Regions from separate parts of the Homo sapiens genome. Here region 1 is linked to region 2. Evidence: read pairs that join two places in POLR2A ChIA-PET (ENCODE). Cell type or tissue: OCI-LY7. All regions are shown on one strand. Each heading gives the region's core, and the rest is flanking DNA. Links, peaks and the distances in the headings are about the cores only. Region 1 overlaps SORL1 (sortilin related receptor 1). Region 2 has its middle 22 kb from the start of SORL1.

Evidence for each region. Peaks named below come from ENCODE experiments on the same cell type or tissue, not always from the same donor. Only the 100,000 strongest peaks of a DNase experiment are listed, where the experiment ranks them.
Region 1: POLR2A ChIA-PET joins it to region 2 with 11 read pairs; 9 of 35 experiments call an interaction of 5 or more read pairs at or near these places.

Annotation. Positions count from the first base shown.
Region 1 is chr11:121,492,102-121,497,478 of GRCh38, reverse strand. SORL1 (sortilin related receptor 1) reads right to left here. Exons shown (of 48, transcript NM_003105.6): 6 at 430-610. Among named protein-coding and RNA genes, the nearest start is that of SORL1-AS1, 42 kb to the right of the region's middle. In OCI-LY7, for the core only: no CTCF peak of the experiment used is centred there; a DNase peak (open chromatin) is centred at 2,608; H3K4me3 peaks cover 1,649 bases; H3K27ac peaks cover 4,054 bases.
Region 2 is chr11:121,427,780-121,433,156 of GRCh38, reverse strand. No RefSeq gene overlaps it. Among named protein-coding and RNA genes, the nearest start is that of SORL1, 22 kb to the left of the region's middle. RefSeq lists enhancers at 2,597-2,666, 2,737-2,866. In OCI-LY7, for the core only: no CTCF peak of the experiment used is centred there; DNase peaks (open chromatin) are centred at 1,016, 2,366, 2,696, 3,396 and 1 weaker place; H3K4me3 peaks cover 3,674 bases; H3K27ac peaks cover 5,000 bases.

The DNA.
Region 1 (5,377 bases), core at 228-5,227, 64 kb before region 2:
TGTAAATTGACATGTGTTGAAAAATCTCAAAGAAATCAGCATAAGTTTAAAGGAAATCAGGCAGTGGGATTAAAGGAAAGAAGCCACTGAGCCACCCTCCCCTCTCCATTCTTTGTTCTTTTCATTGGGATTTCAAAGAAATACGTCTTTGTCAAGGATGCTTGGCTACCAGGAAACAACCAAATTCCTAGAGCCTAGAGCCACTTTGAGTGTTTGTCCTAGGCCTCTCCACTCCTCTGACTTCCTAGCACCTGCCAAGCCCTTTCGGAATGTTCGTCAATGTTGTCAATGTTGAGATCCCTTCAGTCAATCTGTCCCAAGCACATCCTTCCAATTCCTGTGTATGCAAACTCACCTGTTTAATCACAGAATGCCAAACTTCACAAAGGAAACTCAAAAGTAGTTTATTCTTTAGTACATTCAACTTACCACCACCTTTGTAGCAAACATGTACTTGTCCCGAAGCTGAAAATCTCTCACTTCCTCAAGGATCACTTCCTGGTTTTCCCGGGACTGGAAGAAATCTGTACTTCGGAAGACAGTGGAGTAGCCAGAGGGTTCATGTCGTTCAATGTAGATGGTATTTGGTTTGTCATAGGGATCAATTCCCCTGGCAGAAAAAAAAAAAAAGGTTGTTATCATTTGCACATTTAATTACTAGAGGCATGGAAGTTTTGCAATGGGATAATCAACTAGAGTTTAGGCCTACCATGGTGTGACCCACAGATCATACTCTCTGTGCCTCAAACATATCCCTTTGGTTACTCCTTGACTCAGGATAGAGGGGACAAATTGCCATTTGCAAGGTGTTTTATGTTGTTTTCAAAGCATCCTGGGTTTAGCTCAAGGCAACCCTGCCCTGCTTAGGAAGAGCAAAAAGTAGTAGTACAAGATAAAATGTTTCAAAATTAATAAGCAAGGGACTGCTTGAAGCTATAAGCAAGTTTCTGGTCTAAAGTTATGAATCTCAGAGGAATGAAGGAGAGTTTTCCCAAGGTGCTACATCCTCTGAAGAACATTACTGGAGAAACCACACCATGAACCTCTGAGCCTGATCCTTCCAAGTGACGCTGCCCTGTCTCTGCCCTGTCCCCTACCAATGTCATGGATCTAGGCAATCTGGAGCTGCCTGTGCATTTCGTCTCCCATGAGGCTCTTCCACAAACTCTTTCTCAAACATACTGATCTCCTTGATGTCCTTCAGAAAGGGAGGGCACCTTTCTCCCACTGTGCTTTTGCAAACACCACACTCTCGTGAGGAGATGCCCTCTGCACGCACTCTGATCCCTCCATCCAATTCCTACTCTCCTCTGTCATCAAGTTCAAGTCTTCATCTTCCAGGAAGCCTTCCTCAGTGCTGTCCTCTCTTCTCCCAACACTAGCAATAACATCCCTCTGCAGCATCCAATTCCAAGCCTTTTACATGAGTTTGAACTCCAAACAAAGGTATAAAACCCCTTTAGTTGGGTGATTTTTTAGAATCAGTCTTATTCCTTTATGCAGTAATGCCTCTTAGACACTGTATTTTATTGTTCACCATTATGTATTTGTCTGAGCTTCCTAGACACAGTATAGATGCCTCGGAAGGCCATGTCTTAGATTTCATTTTACCCTATAGTATTCCTAGCTGAAGAGATACTTTCTGCATTGGATCTGTGGGGCAATTCAAGAAGCTAATCCAAAATGAAAACATAGAATGACCAGGCCAAACTACCTTGGAGAAGAACTTCTGAGCCAGTGATCCCCCAAGAATCCCCACACAGCAGCTCAGAGGACAACTTATCTGCTCCAGGTCTCCTAACATTCTCAAGAACACCAAGGCCATGGGAACCATTCAGCAAATGGAAAAAATAAATGGTAAAGTCGGGAAGATAGTCTTGTAGTGAGAATACAGAGTGATGACTCAAGGAAAAGCAGAAGGCCTCAGTTAGGTAACTGCCCTTATACAATCCCATATGCATGATGGCTCTCAGAATAATGAAGGTAATCGTGTCAAATTCCTTCAGAGATATACTGTCAAGAGCATATTCCCCCCACCCCTCCCAAAAAGGAAAATAAGAAACAGAAAAACAAGAACCTCTTTTGCCAGATGTAGTGGGTCACACCTGTAATCCCAACACTTTGGGAGGCTGAGGCCAGGGTAGGGAGGGGGACCATTTGAACCCAAGAGTTCAAGACCAGCCTGGGCAACATAGTGAGACTCCACCTCTACAAAAAATAAATTTAAAAAAATTAGCCAGGTATGCTGGCGTACACCTGTAGCCCCAGCTACTCAGGAGGCTGAGGTGGGTGGATTGAAGCCTGGAAGTTTGAGGCTGGGTGAGCCATGATTGTGCCACTGCACTCCAGCCTGGGCAACAGAGCAATACCCTGTCTTGAAAAAACAAAGAAAAAAGAGCTTCTTTTTACAATGGGAGCAAGACTTGAGTTTTGCCCTACAATCTGGATTCTTAGGGCAACGGAGAAACCAGCAGCTTTGGTCCTAGTGTGGGAGAACACTATTCTTCATTATCAGATCCTCTGTGTGCATGTGTGGGCGGGTGGTGGCATGTTCTCTTCTTTTCCACAATTAGAAGTACTGATTAAAGTACTTCCTCTAGCCAGAGGATATGCAAATTAAAATGAGGCTGCTTGGTATTTTTAAAACGGCAGAGAGGAAGGAACCTTTATTGAGCTATTTTGAGACCCAGCTCACCTCTATTATTCCTTCCTAGCCAAAAGCAGCAGCCAACACCTAGAGATAGAAAGAACTGTGACTTTCATCCCAATTTTCTTCCGTAATCCATATTTGGACCTCCCATTTCTGCAAGCTGCTCCACCTACAAGTTCTCATACTTTGCAATCACTTAGACTTCCAATGTCTTACGCTCACTGACACCTACTTTCTATTGTCTTTGTCCTCATTGAGAAATTCCAATCCTTGCTCTATCTCTGAGCAGTCACCAGCCTCACCTGGCCTCACCTGAAATCCCTCAATGATGCTCCACAGGGTATCTTTGAGTCCCCTCAGCCCCCTCCAGGTCTTCCACTGTTCTGTCTTGCCAATCTCAAGCTCCGGACCATGTAAATTTTTAGCTTTCCCACTCCTGCTGCTCCCAACTCGCCAAGCATTGTTGAACAAATGTATATCATTATTCTGAGAGACTAGATTACGCTTTCACTTATTATGGGGAAACCTAGGGGGAGAAATCCCACAAATAGCCTAAAATCCCCTAACCGACATGTCATTAGCTTCAATGAGATAAACCAGTCCTTTCTCCCAGGATATCTGTATATCTACACAGAGGCAGAAGGTACAATATGATTTTAGAACTTAAAATTTCTAAATTGTATGTTCCCTTATCTAGTAATTCTGCTGGTTTGCCCTCTTAATTTATAGTTTCTTAAGCAGATAAAAGAACAATTTTTCCCCTTAAAATTCAAATAAAGCAGAAGAAAGTTCTAATGGTTCTCCTTGAGCAGAGGGTGTCCTTGGATGAGACTGTGGTTATAATTTCACTAAGATCCCACAACTTTTGCTCAAGGAAAATAACAAAAGGGTCAGAAACAGCTACCCTCTGTGGAAACATAAACAGAATCTATGGGTGTCTGATGATGGTCAGCTGTAAGGCTCCTCAACATACCAGCTCCATCTTTACCTCTATTACTAAGGAAGCAATACCAACTAAAAGACATTTCACTTTACATGGAGAACTAAAAGAAACAAAGGCAGTATCTACATCTTCTGGGACCATTACACTTAATGAGGACTAAAATTACAAGTAAAAGTCTAAAAACAAATGAAAAACTAGGAGATAGAAATATAAATACACACACATACGATCTATCTCATATCACAGCCAAAGGGCTAATCTCGAATATATAAAGAGCTCCTTGAAACCAACAATGAAAAGACTAATAATCAAATAGAAAACAGGCATGAGATCAGGCACGGTGGCTCACACCTGTAATCTCAGCACTTTGGGAGGCCAAGGTGGGTGGATCACCTAAGGTTGGGAGTTCAAGACCAGCCTGGCCAACATGGTGAAACTTCATATCTACTAAAAATACAAAAATTAGCCAGGCATGGTGGTGGGTGCCTGTAATCCCAGCTTCTCGGGAGACTGAGACAGGAGAATCACTTGAATCCGGGAGGCAGAGGTTGCTGTGAGCCAAGATCACGCTACTACACTCCAGCCTGGTCATACTTAAACAGACAAACAAACAAATAAATAAAACAAACCATAATCCCAGCACTTTGGAAGGCCAAGGTGGGAGGATTGCTTGAGGCCAGGTGTTTGAGATCAGCCTGGGAAACATAGGGAGACCTCCTTTCTACAAAAAAATGTAAAAATTAGCTAGGGATGGCTGCACATGCCTGTAGTCCTAGCTACTTGAGAGGGTGAGGTGGGAGGATCACTTGAGCCCAAGAGTTTGAAGCTGCTGTAAGCTATGATAGTGTCACTGCACTCCAGCCTGGGTAACAGAGTGAGACTCTCACTAAAAAATATAAAATAAAAATAAATAAAATTAGCCAGGCGTGGTGGCAGGCACCTGTAATCCCAGCTACTCAGGAGGCTGAGGCAGAGAATTGCTTGAACCCTGGAGACGGAGGTTGCAGTGAGCCAAGATCACGCCACTGCACTCCAGCCTGGGCAACAGAGCAAGACTCCGTCTCAAAAAAAAAAAAAAATGACCCTTAAGCAGATTAAAAGATGTTCTAACTCATAATAAGGAAAATGCAAATTAAACCACAGAGATAATATTTCTTCCCTAACACATTGGCTGTGGAGGGAGACACTATTCTATATTGTTGAGATGAGTGCAAACTTGACACTTTCTATATCAAATCTGGCACTCTCTACCAAAGTTACAATTTTAAGGATTTATTCACTGTGGATATATCAGTGCACAAAACTTACAAAAGTCCTTGCCCTTGGGAAGCTTTCATTCTATTGAAGGGAGAAAGACAAATAATAAGCATAATAATAGTATATTAGAATGTGGTAAAGTGCTCTGCAAAACAGAACAGAACACAGTACAGGAGATTGGGAGTAATGGGGGAGTAGGTGCAATTTTATTTTTATTCATTCATTCATTCATTCATTGAGACAGTTATTATTTATTTATTTATTTATTGAGACAGTGTCTTGGTCTGTCGCACAGGCTGGAGTGCAGTGACGCAATCTCAGCTCACTGCAACCTCCACCTACCGGGTTCAAGCGATTCTCCTGCCTCAGCCTCCCGAGTAGCTGGGACTACAGGCACCCGCCACCATGCCCAGCTACTTTTTGTGTTTTTAGTGGAGATGGGGTTTCATCATGTTGGCCAGGCTGGTCTCGAACTCCTGACCTCAGATGGTCCACCCACCTCGGCCTCCCAAGGTGCTGGGATTACA
Region 2 (5,377 bases), core at 205-5,204:
CAAAGTGCTGGGCTCACAGGTGAGAGCCACTGCGCCCGGCCTATATAGGTTAATGTTTTTAAAGTACTTAGAACAGTACCTGGCACATAGTTACCAGCTATATGAATGTTAACTAATATACAGATAATAGTTAAGTGTGAATACCTAGAAATAATTTTATTCCTTTCCCCCTATCTTTTAATTATTCTCAGTCACTTTTCAAACTACCTTTGGATTTCTTAAATAGAAATAGACCCTTCTAAATTCTTCCTGAATTTTTTCTTGGAGTCAAAAACCTTCCTAAGCACATGTAAGGTTGTTTTAAGTTCTGATTTTTTCTTTAAGAGATGGGGTCTTGCTTTGCTGCCCAGACTGGAGTACAGTGTGATGATCATAGCTCACTGTAGCCTCCAACTCCTGGGCTAAAGTGAGCCTCCTGCCTCTGCCTCCAGAGTAGCTGGAACTACAGGCACCTGCCCCTACATTCACTGAATTTTTAAATTTTTTGTGGAGATGGGGTCTCACTATGTTGCCAAGGCTGGCCTCAAACTCCTGGCCTCAAGCAATCCTCCTGCCTCAGCCTCCCAAAGTGTTGGGATTACAGGTGTGAACCACCGCATCCAGCCCTGATTTTTAAGCATTGGTCAGCTTGCTGTCAAAAGCTATCTCGAGCAAGTTTTCTTGACTGTTTCAATCCTCACACTCCCAAATGAGATCTTAGATATATTTTTAATATAGTGATACAGCAACTGAAACTTTGCTTACTAATCCATCCTCTCACCTTTACCCTACACCAGCAACATAAGGCAGGGAAACAAGTGGTTAGGAAGAAGTGTCTAGGTCCGGAGCTGTTTATTATCTGGCAATTTAGAGATGAATATCCACTAGAGAGACAACTCAGAAAGGAAAAATGCTTTCTTCACGAAATGAGTCAAGATTAGTGCTCTCAAAGTGTCAAATTTATGATAACAGAGGAATATGAATTTCTTATTTAGACCAGATAAATGTTTTTATGACAATTAGTCCTTGAATTCATGACCTGTGTTTGGTTACAGAGAGTAAGGCACCCATGGCCCGGAGTGACATGCTGCTCTCCTTATACTTCCTTCCCTTATCCTCAGGACTTAAGCTTAAACTGCCTCCTTTCCTGTGGGAGCCAATGGACCCTAACACCAGAACTCTCCCCTTCTGGCTGCAGAGCAGCAGTACTGAGTACATGAGTCAAGCCACTGATACCCCATGGAGCTTGAGAATGTGAAACTTACCATATACAAGAAAAAACTTAGGGAGACTGAAATTTGACTATTTCTCCAAGGAAGGTGGTAGATTCCAAGAGAAAGGGGGATTGGATGGGGAAGCAGAAGGAGAAGAGGTTAAAAGGAGAATAAAAATGAGAGAGAAGATAGGAAGAAAGGAATGTCTATGAGGGATGCCCTCCGAAAGCATAAGCAGTAAGATCCAGCCCTTTGTAAAAGGTACAAAGGAGAAAATTATCTAAAAGAGGCACAACCCTTTATCTCTACCTGTGTCTGCTTCCCTCTATATTAGCCACTAGTCTTTTAGATGTAAGGGGTAGAGACTAAAACCAGCTGAAGTGATAAATGAAATGTATTGACTTATATAACCAAGAGGTCTAGAGGTGATCTAACTTCAGGCCTGGCTGAGTCTAGGATTTCAAATTATAAGGACTATTAATTTTTTGTCACCTCTTAGTTCTATAGGTACCTGGGTCCATTGGCTTCACTCAGATTTTGTCCATATGACCCAAAGATGATCACCAATTGTCCCTGGCTTATACTATCCTTAAAGAGAAAAGAGAGAACCTTCTCTCCCCACCACATCATTCAGTCCATATCAGTCCCTGAAGAGGATTCTGCTGAGGTCACATGCCCCAGTGTTCTATATCCAGGAGGATGGGGTATTCTGGTCGGTCAAGTGGAGTCATGTGCCCACAGTAATCAGCAGATGTGGGGGAAGGACATTTCCCAGAAGGAAGGCTTGAAGCACAGCCATCCCAAACAGCCCCCAACTCCATCTAGCTAGAATACTTTTCTAAACTCCTCAATAGAAGGCTGTTTTAACATCCATGGCCAGGCGCAGTGGCTCATGCCGGGCCTGGTGGCTCACGTCTGTAATCCCAGCACTTTGGGAGGCCAAGGCAGGTGGATCACTTCAGGCCAGGAGTTCGAGACCAACCTGGGCAACATGGTGAAACCCAGTCTTTATGAAAAATACAAAAATTAGCCAGGCGTGGTGGCGAGCACCTGTAATCCCAGCTGCTCTATAGGCTGAGGCATGAGAATTGCTTGACCCTGGGAGGCAGAGGTTGCAGTGAGCTGAGATCGCGCCACTGCACTCCAGCCTGGGTGACAAAGCGAGACTCCGTCTCAGAAAAAAAAAAGAAAAAGCCATGGTGTTTTGGTGTACATTTAGTAGGGGAAAGGAACACTGTGGGTTTGATGCCATGGTGGGCATTGAGGACAGGGGTCAAGGGTCAGGGGTCATCCTCTCAGGACTCTTTGCACTTCATGGTGGACCACTAGATGATGAAGACAATCTACACAGACATTGCAATTTAGATTTTTTTAAATCAAAGGGTCACTCAACTGTACCACCTCCCCAACTTGCCCTCCTTACCTCCCCAGCTAGTAACGAGAGACACACCTGTGAGACAGAAAAAGAAGGTCTCTTGACGCAGATTATGTAATTACATCAGCCATGTTTATTCTTTCATACTCTCAGTTCCCTAATTTCCTTTTCTCTTCATTGGGGTAAAAACCAAAAAGACAGAAAGTAGAGGGACCGCAGCCATATTATTCATAATTCCTCTGTGATAACTCCATGATGCCCCTTATTTTTAAGTGAGGGGGTTTTCTGACAGCTGGCTTTTTAAATTCATCTACTAGACAGTTTAAATTTAATGACCAATTTCTTTTTAATAATCTTAGCAGGCCCCCCTAGAGTTTCAGCCATTTAAACAGAACATAACAGAAATTTCCAAAGAAATAAAAGGTGATTTCTTTATACAGCTTCTCACATTCAAACACATTTGCATACATGGCCCATCTGAAAAGCTAGAACTAATGAAATTATGAATGAGATTCTCATTTTTCTATTCTCAGAATCCTCTCCCTCCTGGCATCTTTCAAAACTCTAATCTGAAATTATTCCCTCCAGGAAGTTATCCTTGATTAATCACTCCCAACTCTAATTATGTATTTCTTCATTATATAAACAAGAGCTGTGGATACAGTTCCAGTTAGGTTCACCTTCTCTCGTTCATATATGGATTTAAAGTTTCCTGAGTCTTGGGATGTGAGTGTGTTCTTGGGCAGGGATGTCTTCTGTCTCTGTGTAGCCATTCCTTCCCTCTACCCTCATCCCCAGGACTGCTTTAAGCAAAGACAAAAGAGGAACTTATTTACTGGTGTAATAAAAAATCCTGGGCCCTGCAAATTGCCAGAACTGAAGTGAAATTTGAGCTCTGCTGATACTAGCGGTATGGGGGAAAAGTTAATTTTTTTAAAGCTTGATTTTCTTACGTGAAAAAATGATAAATTCTTTAGAGCTCTTGTGATAAGATATGTATTCAAAAACACTTAAGGATGCTTGTAGATCTTTTTAAAAGTATTTGTTTCCTTAGTGATATGATTGCAGAAGCTACTGAGTCCATGAAATATATTTTTCATCTGTTGTTGACATCTGAAATTCTTTTCCAGAAGACAAAAGCCATTTATGCCAAATTAGAAATAAGATTGAGGCCAGGCACAGTGGCTCACACCTATAATCTCAACACTTTGGGAGGCTGAGGCAGGTGGATGACTTGAGCCCAGGAGGTCGAGACCACCGTGGGCAACATGGCAAAGCCCTGTCTCTACCAAAAAAAAAAAAAAAGTACAAAAATCAGCTGGGTGTAGCCTGTGGTCCCAGCTACTTGAGGTGGGAGGATTGCTTGATCCTGGGAGGCAAAGGTTGCAGTGAACCAAAATCATGCCACTGCACTCTAGCCTGGATGACAGAGTGAGACCTTGTCTCAAAAAAAAAAGAAAAAGAAAAAGAAATAAGGTTGAAATTGCAAATAATCTTGGCGTAAGTAACAATGAACTTAAATACATTCACTCTGCCAGGCATGATAAATACCTGGCCATACATCCCTTCACTGATCCTTCCCCTACCCGTGATTGACACCATAAATTGGTCGGAATAGAGTGTCCCACTCAGCCCACTGCGTGCCTCAGAACTCTCAACACAGGGCTCTCTAGACAGACACTACCCATCAATTAGAGTTTGGGAGGGTCCAGTCGTGCTAAGACATACATCATTGACACCGTTACTCTCTGAAGAGCAGGGTTTGCTTAGAGGATGAGGAGAAGATTAAAGGAAGGGATAAAAGAGCAGCCACTGCTGGATGTGGTAGTGACAAAGGGTACTAGGAAAGAAGGTGCAATTTCTCTAGCCTGATAAGTTTTCTAAGATGTCCCCATGACCCAGAGAGGCATTGCTCAGGGCCCAAGTGAAAGGTTTGGCCCATGAACACGCTGCTTCTTGACCTAGCTCCTCATTTTCACATCTTCGCTGTCCTTACTCTTCGTTGTCAACGTTGACCCACTTCTCCGTTCCAAAGTCCCCCATGTATAACTCCTTTGGTTCTGAGAGGAAATAGGGGGTGGGTTATCTCTAAGGTCTACTCCAAGTCCAGACCCTGCGCTCCATGTTGCTGACTCAGGGTCCATTCTCCACTCAGCTTTCCCTTCTGGATTGACACTTCCACCAGCGGATTCCCAATAACCGGCTGATGATGAGCAAGCCCTGGCAAGCCTCTCCACACCCCGACCCCACAGGCTTCTGCCACCAGGCATAGTCTGATAAGTGGTGGGATGAGATGTAGACTAAAATGGTGAGCCTCGTAATGTTGCCTTGATCCTCACGAGCCTGGATGAGGCCATCCACAGAGTGACAGCCAAATACATGGAGGTCAACTCAAAGTGACTTAGGGGTGGCTAAAGTTAATGACTGTTGAGTATAATTATCTCTCCTACAAATGAACTGTGTGTTTACAAGCTTATCAGGTCTCTTTTCTGAACCTTGGTTTTCTGCTCTGATCAGCGAGGAGGGCTGAACTACTGTGGAGAAACAAACCCCAAGGCTCTGTAGAGAATGGATGGGCCATGGGTGGGCTCTGTGGGGAGACATTCCAGGGCTCCCTAGCTGTGGGAAAGAGTCCAGGAGCTAGTACAGTTTTGCCTGCCCTTTGTTTTCACCAATTCTCATCAGATTCAAGAGAAGCTCTTCTCACAGTAGGGTAGTGCCAAGAAGAGTCAGATGTGAATACCTCACATCACTCTTCATCCATCCATTCATCAGTCCATCCATCCATCGTTTTCATTCATTCTATACA